Linked DNA regions of Homo sapiens: region 2 is linked to region 1. A link is a loop called in an ENCODE intact Hi-C map of the cell type or tissue named here. Cell type or tissue: sigmoid colon. All regions are shown on one strand. Each heading gives the region's core, and the rest is flanking DNA. Links, peaks and the distances in the headings are about the cores only. Region 1 overlaps KCND2 (potassium voltage-gated channel subfamily D member 2). Region 2 has its middle 120 kb from the start of FAM3C.

Region 1 (4,404 bases), core at 315-4,314:
CCTCAGCCTCCCAAAGTGCTGGGATTACAAGCGTGAGCCACCGTGCCCGGCCCCCCATACTCTTTCTACTCTCCCCTGCTTCTAAGTTTTCCTTCTTTCTCCTATATTTACTATGTCAGTAGAGCCACCAGTTTCCTTCTGCTCCTTTTTCACCCTGGACATCTGCCAGACCTCATGTTTATGGCTCCCTTTCTTCCTCATATCGGTTAAAAAGGTACAACATGGAAGTGCCTTTTGCATAAAAATGTTAATTCTAAATTTGCGTACTTCCCAAAAATACTGGCTAAAATTTTATATTTTGCCAAATATTGAAGATTATTTTGGGTGGAAGACCAATTCCTCAGAAGAGATTTAAGTTTTGGCTATTAAAGATTTGTCTCAAATATTATCAAAAATTTTCATGCAAAGTTCTTGAATTCTGGCATGCACTCTACTTAATACTAAATCTCATGAAATCTGATTAATTCAGGCAGACAATGCATCCATTCATCCATCTATCCATCTTCCTATTTATCAAGTAATATTGATAGGTTGAAAATATGCATAATTTTAAAACATAATTCATTGTAAACCAAATGTTATTGACACCTTACTAAATATTTCCCTGTTTAGTATTTCTTCAGAAGTTGCATGACTAGTTCAGAAGTTGCATGATGTGGCTGTCTTTATATCTCAAATGGAGAAATATTTCCTTGAATTTTCTTACACCATCTTCAAACAATACTGTTAGCTTCCTAGTCCTATTCATATAGTTTCTATTTTTTCTCTTTTTATTTGATGGGTATAAATGTATGTTCATTTGATAGAGTACAAATGTTATATGAGGCAAATCTCCCTAGCTAATGCGTGACTTTCCATCTCTGAAAGTATGTCCCACACACACTAAAAGATAAAACAAAAGTCATGTAATTGATAAATAATCATGAAGATAGAAGAGATCCTTGTACAACAGGAAGAAAATTCTGATTTTAAAATAAACCTTGATGCTTACTGTAACTCAATCTCTCACATTATCTTTTTCATTTTTTACAAGGAAAAATTGTGAATTACTAGGTATAAGGAATAGAATGAATGAACAGATCCTGTGCAGGTGCACAGAAGTTCAGGAGCATTCTGTACATTGTATAGGGCAGTTGCTGGTTCAAAAAAATGCTGCATTTCAACTACTACAATAATTAAAAGAAACTCACATGGGACATGAATCAGTATTTGGAGTGTAAGTATTTGAAAAGCAGGTATCCTTTAAAAAGTTAGATGAAAGTAAGTAATGTGTATAATGCCCCGGTGAAAGCCGTTAGTTGATTATGTGTGTACGTCTATGTGCGTTTAAATTATTGACCTATCCACTGAATTTTTCTCTTTGACCAGAGTGTTAGTCTGAGAGGTCTAAGAAACAATTTCTTCTGACCTGGAAGCTGGATCACTTTGTAACTAGTAATTCTACCCCTTAGGGTCTGAGTATCTATGTTATTCATGGATTTTCTGCCATCAGCTTGGTATTCTAGAAGGATCACAGTTTGATGGATGATTTTTACAGTAGCTGTAATGTTTGCAAATAGCAAATGACCTTTTTTTTGAGTGTTGTTACATAACACCTGCTTGTGGTATTGAACTTGTTTGCCAGAGGGGCCCTGGTATTACTTCACAATAGGCAGATTTCTCTTTGACATTTTAAAATCGATATTTGCCTAAAAAGTTGCCTTGATTTTGTCTCCACCTCTCTTGCCTGGAGGATCAATTACTATACGATCAAAGCCCAAGAACATTTTTTTTTGGATCAGCTAATGTATGTAGTTGTTTAAAGTATTCTGCGTTATTTCTTGTTTCAGCCAAATTATGAGCTACTGTTAACTTTTAACAGTGTATTTTAAAAAAACTGTTTCCACTATTCACAGCATTAATAATCTTAATTAGCGCCCACTAAATGAAAGCGGAAGCTAGAGGATTCCACACCCTAATTAGAGATTTTTACCTCGGAGTCTATGAACTTTCAAGGAGTGCGTGGATAAATTCAAGGGAGTCAGGGAACTCCATGATACTATATGTTTTCATATGCATTTTCATGAAAAGTGTTTTCACAGGTGTTATTAAATTATCCAAAGTGTTATAGCCCAAATAATGTTTAAAACTTCTCATTTGAATACTTAAGATACTTAAGGGAGTATCGATGTTAAATATTGTCAACATAAAGAGTCTGAACTCACAATGCACGAAGGAATTGCTGAAAAATATCAGCATTATTTTACAATTGCAGAAATACCAAATACCCGCTAGGGGGCATAAAAACCTAAATGAAAGTTTGGAAACAAACCAGGTCTTTGCTGGTTTTCACAAGCTGAGAGCGAGAAAAGTATTTCCAGTAAATTGCCTGTACCGATTCCTTATCTTTTGCCTGCACACATGTAATATTTAGGCTGTATTTTGGGCATCTTATTCCTCTGGAAATAGTTGACCCCTACCCCACAAATTTCATAAATTATCTATTTTCAAGGTGTTTCCAAAAAGATGCAAAAATAATTCCGACAGCATTTTGTGTTTCTTTTACAAAGATAAGTAATTTTCTCTAATGCTAGGTATCGCTAAGGCACAATTTTAAATAAGAAACCCTTAATTAGGACCCTTAGTGTGAAAATTACATGAAATTAAAGGATTAAGATTTGTGTATAGAAAAGAAAAAATCAAGGAAAGAACTAAGATGATTTTAGCACATCTACTCAACATTCTCAACATTTATACAGTAAACCCTCAATGTGGGATTTCAGCAGGGCTTACTGACTGCGTTCTTTAGCTTGTGCTTTTTTAAAAAAACCAAATTCTTTCCTGTTTCCTATTTTTTTCCTCTTGCTTTTAGCCTATTATATGATTATGGCAAGGCTTTAAAGGTTATAAATGGAACATATGATTTTGACCTAACATTCTAATGAAGTGTTTTTTACCTAAATGAATGTCATCAGTAAAAGACTATATAGTCTCCTTTACAGAATATTTTATGTTCAAAATATGCCTTTCAGAGCCATGTTTTTAACACTTTATTCCCTCATTTTATAAAATTATGATTTTTAAAGAAGTTATGAAAATAGATGTACAACTGATTACTGAGAGGTACACATTAAAAACAAACAAAAAAACCCACTAGGGACTGGCTTTCCCAGCTGTGGAGCCACCGGAAATATTTTCCTGTGCTTTGAGTTCCTAGTCTTTGTTGCCTGGAGCTATCCTTTCACTCTCACATATCTGTGAGTCTGGTCATGTCATTCTCCTGCATAAAAGCCTTCAGTGTCTCTCCATCACCTGCAGGAAAGAGCCAAGCTCTTTAGCATGATAACCACAGCTCTTCATGACTTGGCCACCTCATCCTCCACTGTTCACCCACATACACCCCATAGTCTCACTGGAACAAATAACTTTCTATTACTGGAATGTACTACGTCTTTCCATTTCTGTATGTCTTGTAATACTGTTCTTTCCAGAATATTCCTCTTGGCACTCCTACTGCATAAATCCTTTGGGTAATTTCCAATTTCCATTGATGAAGCTCAAATGTCAATTCTTATTTAAAAACTTCCTGACAATTTTATCTCTATCCAATAAAAGTATCCACTCTCCCTTTGCTATGCCTTCAATGCTACTTGCAACTGAGAGAGTAGAATTAGATTTTTACAGGCCTATCTTCTCTTACCAGATCATGAGTTCAGTGAGGTCAAAGATCATGTCATTGTTATAAACCCAGGTCTAGCACAGACCTTGTCCAGTGCTGAGCAAATAATTGGAACCAATAAATATTTATTGCTTAAATAAATCCTTCAGGGAAAGGTCTGATGGTAAACAATACATATGGCAGGGAGTGAGGGGAGATAAAGGTCTCTTCCTCTTTTTTTCCTGAACCAGATTTCTTATTTTTCTCCAGGCCCAAAACCATGTCACCACCTCAGTTTTTCTAAATTCCTCTCCAATACTTAGACAAAATGCCCAGCATAACCTGGTTCTACACTGTTTATGCTTCCTCTTTTTATACTCAGAGAAATCCATTTTTAACCTAGATGATTTGAAATGAAAATAGAAGTGGCGAGACCTGCCACTTTTCCAGTTTCTACCTGTTTTCCATGGTCACATACTTAACAAACATGAATCTATAAATCTGGCCAGAATTTGTTGATTTTAATTTTAATTTTTTTAAGAGACAAGGTCTCACTATGTTGCCCAGACTGGAGTGCAGTGGCTGTTGACAGGTATAGTCATAGTGTACTACAGTCTAGAAATCCTGGACTCAAGGGAACCTTCAGCCTCAGCCTCCAGAGTAGCTGGGACAATAGGCATGCACCACCATGCTCAGCTTGGCCATCATTTTAAAATACAAATAACTCCAACTTGGCAGATTTTGTCCTTTTAAATATCCAACAATTC
Region 2 (4,404 bases), core at 320-4,319, 790 kb before region 1:
AGCTATCTGGTAAAAATAAAATAAAAGCACAATGAAATACTACTAAACAACCACCAGAGTGGCTAAAATTAAAACACACACACAGAAACTGACAATTCTGAATGTTGGTTAGGCTGAGGAACAACTGTGATTCTCATTTATTGCAGGAGGAAGAAAACATTTGTTAAGCCATTTTAGTATTTTGAAGAGTCTACAAAGCATTTGTACATGTGCTTGATATAGCAATTATATATATATGTGTGTGTATGTGTGTGTATGCATATATATATATATGTATATATATATATATGTATATATATATATATATATACACACACACACACACATATATATATATATAGATGTAGATAGCCCCAACAAAATTGCACCAAAGGATGTGTCCAAGAATAGTTATGGTAGCATTATGTAATAGCCAAAGACTGGACTCAGTCCAAATGAGGGAATCATGTGCCTTAACTGTATTCTGTCCTCTGCAGGACAAGACCCTAGAAAAGCCAAAATCATGACAATTGTAATAGTGACACTTTATAGGGCAGAGTTTAGGTATGCTGATTTCCTGAAACACTTACAGGATGTACACTCAGTCCTACCTTCTAATCACAAGATGGTCCCAGGCAGCTGGTTTGAAATGTGTCATGCATTCAGAGGTTCTGTGCAAAGATAGATTGGGAAGTAAAGGTAGTCTGCTCCACCCCATCAAGTCGCTGAACCTGGGGCCGATATGAAAGCAAACTGGATAAGTGTGTAGATTCTGCTAAGCCACAATTTCAGCAATACGTCCAGTGTTGTTTTTAAAGAGTGAAACACTTCCAAATGAGATTTAGCAGCAGCTCACTAAATTTTTATGTAAGTTGTATTGCCAGGAAAGAAAATTGCAGCTTGCAAACAGGAAACTGTGCCTGACTCAAATCAGCTCAACAGGGTGTCTGGCCATTCATGACTGATAAAAAATATAGTGCTCCAGAGGGTACCCAGCTCCATGAGGGTATTCTCCCTGTTATCTATCTCAGGGCAGCCCTAAAAAATAGTGAAAATGATTGAAATTTTCCTGCTAGGCAATACCCAAGGAACTTCATTTACTTCAAGAGAGTGAGATGGCATGCTGATACCCATGGCACTTACTGATCTAACTCATCATGTAACTTACAGCCCCTGGCCTCTTAGTGCCAATTGAAAAGGCCATTGTGAAACTGAACTTCTTCCCTGAAGGCTGTTTATGCCTGCTTAATATAGGAGGTCTCTTCTCCAACCCCCACTTCCTTTTTATACTATTGATTATTGGATGTTGTCTTATTTCGCACCCAGTTGTTTGCAAGGAATCTTGATTTATTCAAAATACGAGAAAAAGATGAGAATTTCTCAGAAGGAAACTTAAGGTCAGGACACACCAAATTTCATGAGTGGAACCAGGAAAAAAAATTGAAATTGACTTGACTCTGTTCTTTTTAAGTGTACATGATGTGTTTTTACTGCCCTTTTCTTTCCCTCTCTCTCTCTCTCTCTCTCAGCTACAAAATATAGGTTGCCTCTCTTAAAGTTTTGAGAAAATCACATAAAACTTGAAGGGAAAGTTGTTTCTGTTAGGCAAAATGCTTCTATTTCTGTTTTCAGTGTGTTAGTAGTGGTTAAATTTAGAGTTTACTCCAGCAGATCTCAGACTTTTGCACAGATCAGAATCATCTGAGAGGCTTGTTGTTAAATCACAGATTGCTGAGCACCATCCCAGAATTCCTGATTCCATAGATCTGAGGAGGGGCCTGAGAATTTGCATTTTTCATGAGTTCCCTGGTGATGCTGATGATGCTGGTCGAAATCCCACTGTAAGAGTCACTCATTTATTCCACAGTCTGCATACTGGTGAAGACTGGAGAGGAGGAGAGGACAAGAGGAGGAATAGATATCACCTGGTGATAGAAGGCCCTAATACACAGGAACTGGCTGTGGTTGTCCTCTTCCTACCAGGTTTAGGGTGAGCATTTTTGTAATTGTATGTGTGACAGGCCGTAACTGGAAGTATATTTATGAAGGAAAAGATATTTGTGTGTTTGGAAGACTAAAGAGTTTATTAGACAGGTCTCATTGCTTGTCCTTTCTCCCACTTCTTCTAGAAAATCTATGCCACTCATAATCCTAGAACAGGCAGTGGTTCATAGCTCTGTTGGTCCAGTTGTCCTGTGTCTGTTTGGATTTACATCTGTTCCTGTTATAATAGTGCTCCTTTTACTCTCGAAAGTGTGGTCACTCAGTACGTAGCAGATGACATCCACTTCTTTTTCCCTTCACCTCCCTTCCTCAAAGCTGACTTGACTGGGGAAAACTACTTCACCCAAGGCTAACCAAGCCATTGGCTGGTTAGCAACGAATCAGCTGCTAACTCTTGAGAATTTATGCTAAAAGACTGTAAGAGATGAAGTCAGAGGGTAGCTCTGGGACCTGAAAAGTCATGTGGAGTCAGGGCTGGGGAGGCCCTTGGGAGACATAGTTAGCCATATTCAGTATGACTAAGTAGAGAAAGCCAGCCAGGGAGCAGCAGAGGAGTAAGCCTGAAGAGGAAATAAAGCAGCTACGCAGAGAGAAACCATGAAATGAAGAAGCCGACTGAGATACAGCAGTTCCTGAAAGACAGGGTTCCTGACTTTCCTGTTCCCAGAGTCTCCAAGAAGCCTGGCTATAAATATTTCCCCAGGGTTCTCTAAGGTTTTCAGGTACTCTTTAAATAACCATCCTTTATGGGAGCTAGCTTGAAAGGGTTTCTTTCCTGTGCAAGCAAAAAAGCATTGAGTAGAGTGCTACTGACATTACACTGTTGATGTGCCCCAGGCGGCCTCTTCAGCCCTGGCTCTATATGTCTTCTTTGCTTTCTGAGCTGCAGAGACACTTTGGTCTGACATCATTGCTCAGTAACTTCCGTGTTCGATTCTTATCCAATGCTGCTGGGCAAAAGTGGAACAGAACTAACATTAGCAGGGGTAACTATGTGGGTAAGTGGAACAGAGGCACACAATTGTAGAACTCACAGTAAAATTTGAGATCGCGGAGACTCGTTCCTTTCTTTTACAGATAAGAAAGCCTGAGGGAAGTGACTTTTCCAAGATCATAAACAAGAAAATATACCCCAAAGATTATTCTTCACTCCCTACTTTTGCCCTGCCAGATTTGCTTTTGTCCAAAACGTATTTGATGGGGGGGGAAAAGTTCAATCTACAATTAAAGTTAAGGATGGAAGTGAAAAGGGCCTAGAAATGGCAGCACTGAGTTTTATTGACTTGGAAAGCTGTAATCCAATAGATGGAAAAAGCACAAAAATACAATCCTATTCCATCATACAGGACCTGAGTACCTATATGTACTCAGCAGGGAAATATAACCTGAAAGTACCAAATATTTGGTTCAAAACAATTCATTCTAACTCCTACAAAAACATGTCAGTACTGAGATTGATCGTACTGATTTCCTTCTTTCTACCATAGCTAAGGACCCAGATAGAAACCACATAAAAAATATTAGCAGCACTTTTCATGTATCCTTCCACTAAAGTATAATCTGGCCAAATGTGTTTCAAAAGCATTTTAGGAAATTTTAGTATTTATTAACTTATACTATTGACATATTGTCAAGTTATACAAAAGAACTATTCCAAATATTATCATGATAGCTTATAATTACAAATATTAGAGGAATCTTAAAAAATAACATTGCCTTTTCCAATACCATCTTTCTCTCTAAAATGGTACCACCCAGCTGTGAAGTGAATACCTTCCTTAGGAAAAATCCTGCTTTTAGCAAATACAGTTGTCTGAAATTGGGAAGACAGTAACAAACATCAGTCTTCATCTGAACTGTAAGTCTAACATAGCAAACTAGCTCTCCATAACATTGGCCCACTTGTCTCTTAATCTTCAAAAGGAAGTACTGTGTTACCCCTCAGCAGGCAACCCCAACACAAGTTACTCTTAGGGAAGGTCTCCAAAAAAGCCTACTTTCAAATTCCCTACCCACTACCTCAACCTCTCTCTCAGTGTTTACTCATGCTTTTATTATCAACTATCTGAGGAAAAAACACAAAAAACAAAAAACATGTCTTTGCCCATTTCAGGATGAGAATGAGACCTTCTACTTGTCTCCCATATCCTGTCCTTCCACTCTCTTCTCTTCATCTTCACACTTCCCATCTCACATCTCCCTTCACTGACTCTTTCCCATGCCCTATAAATATATTCAACCCTCTCTCATTCTAAAAAAACAAAAACTTTATAAAATCATATTTACCCTCAAGGTGAATTTTCCATTTCCTTTTTTTTTTTTTTAGCCGCTAAACTTTTCACCTCCAACTTGTCACTTCAATTACAGCAATTCTGTATTAGTTGCTTCTCACATTGCCGTAAAGAAATACCTGAGACTGGT

What was found. Peaks named below come from ENCODE experiments on the same cell type or tissue, not always from the same donor. Only the 100,000 strongest peaks of a DNase experiment are listed, where the experiment ranks them.
Region 2: a loop joins it to region 1, with 4 times the contacts of the local background. A loop is called at or near these places in 1 of 110 quality-filtered maps.

Annotation. Positions count from the first base shown.
Region 1 is chr7:120,723,502-120,727,905 of GRCh38, reverse strand. All of the region lies in intron 1 of KCND2 (potassium voltage-gated channel subfamily D member 2), which reads right to left. Among named protein-coding and RNA genes, the nearest start is that of TSPAN12, 130 kb to the left of the region's middle. In sigmoid colon, for the core only: a CTCF peak has its summit at 2,271 (motif pointing right); no DNase peak of the experiment used is centred there.
Region 2 is chr7:121,518,396-121,522,799 of GRCh38, reverse strand. No RefSeq gene overlaps it. Among named protein-coding and RNA genes, the nearest start is that of FAM3C, 120 kb to the right of the region's middle. In sigmoid colon, for the core only: no CTCF peak of the experiment used is centred there; a DNase peak (open chromatin) is centred at 2,459.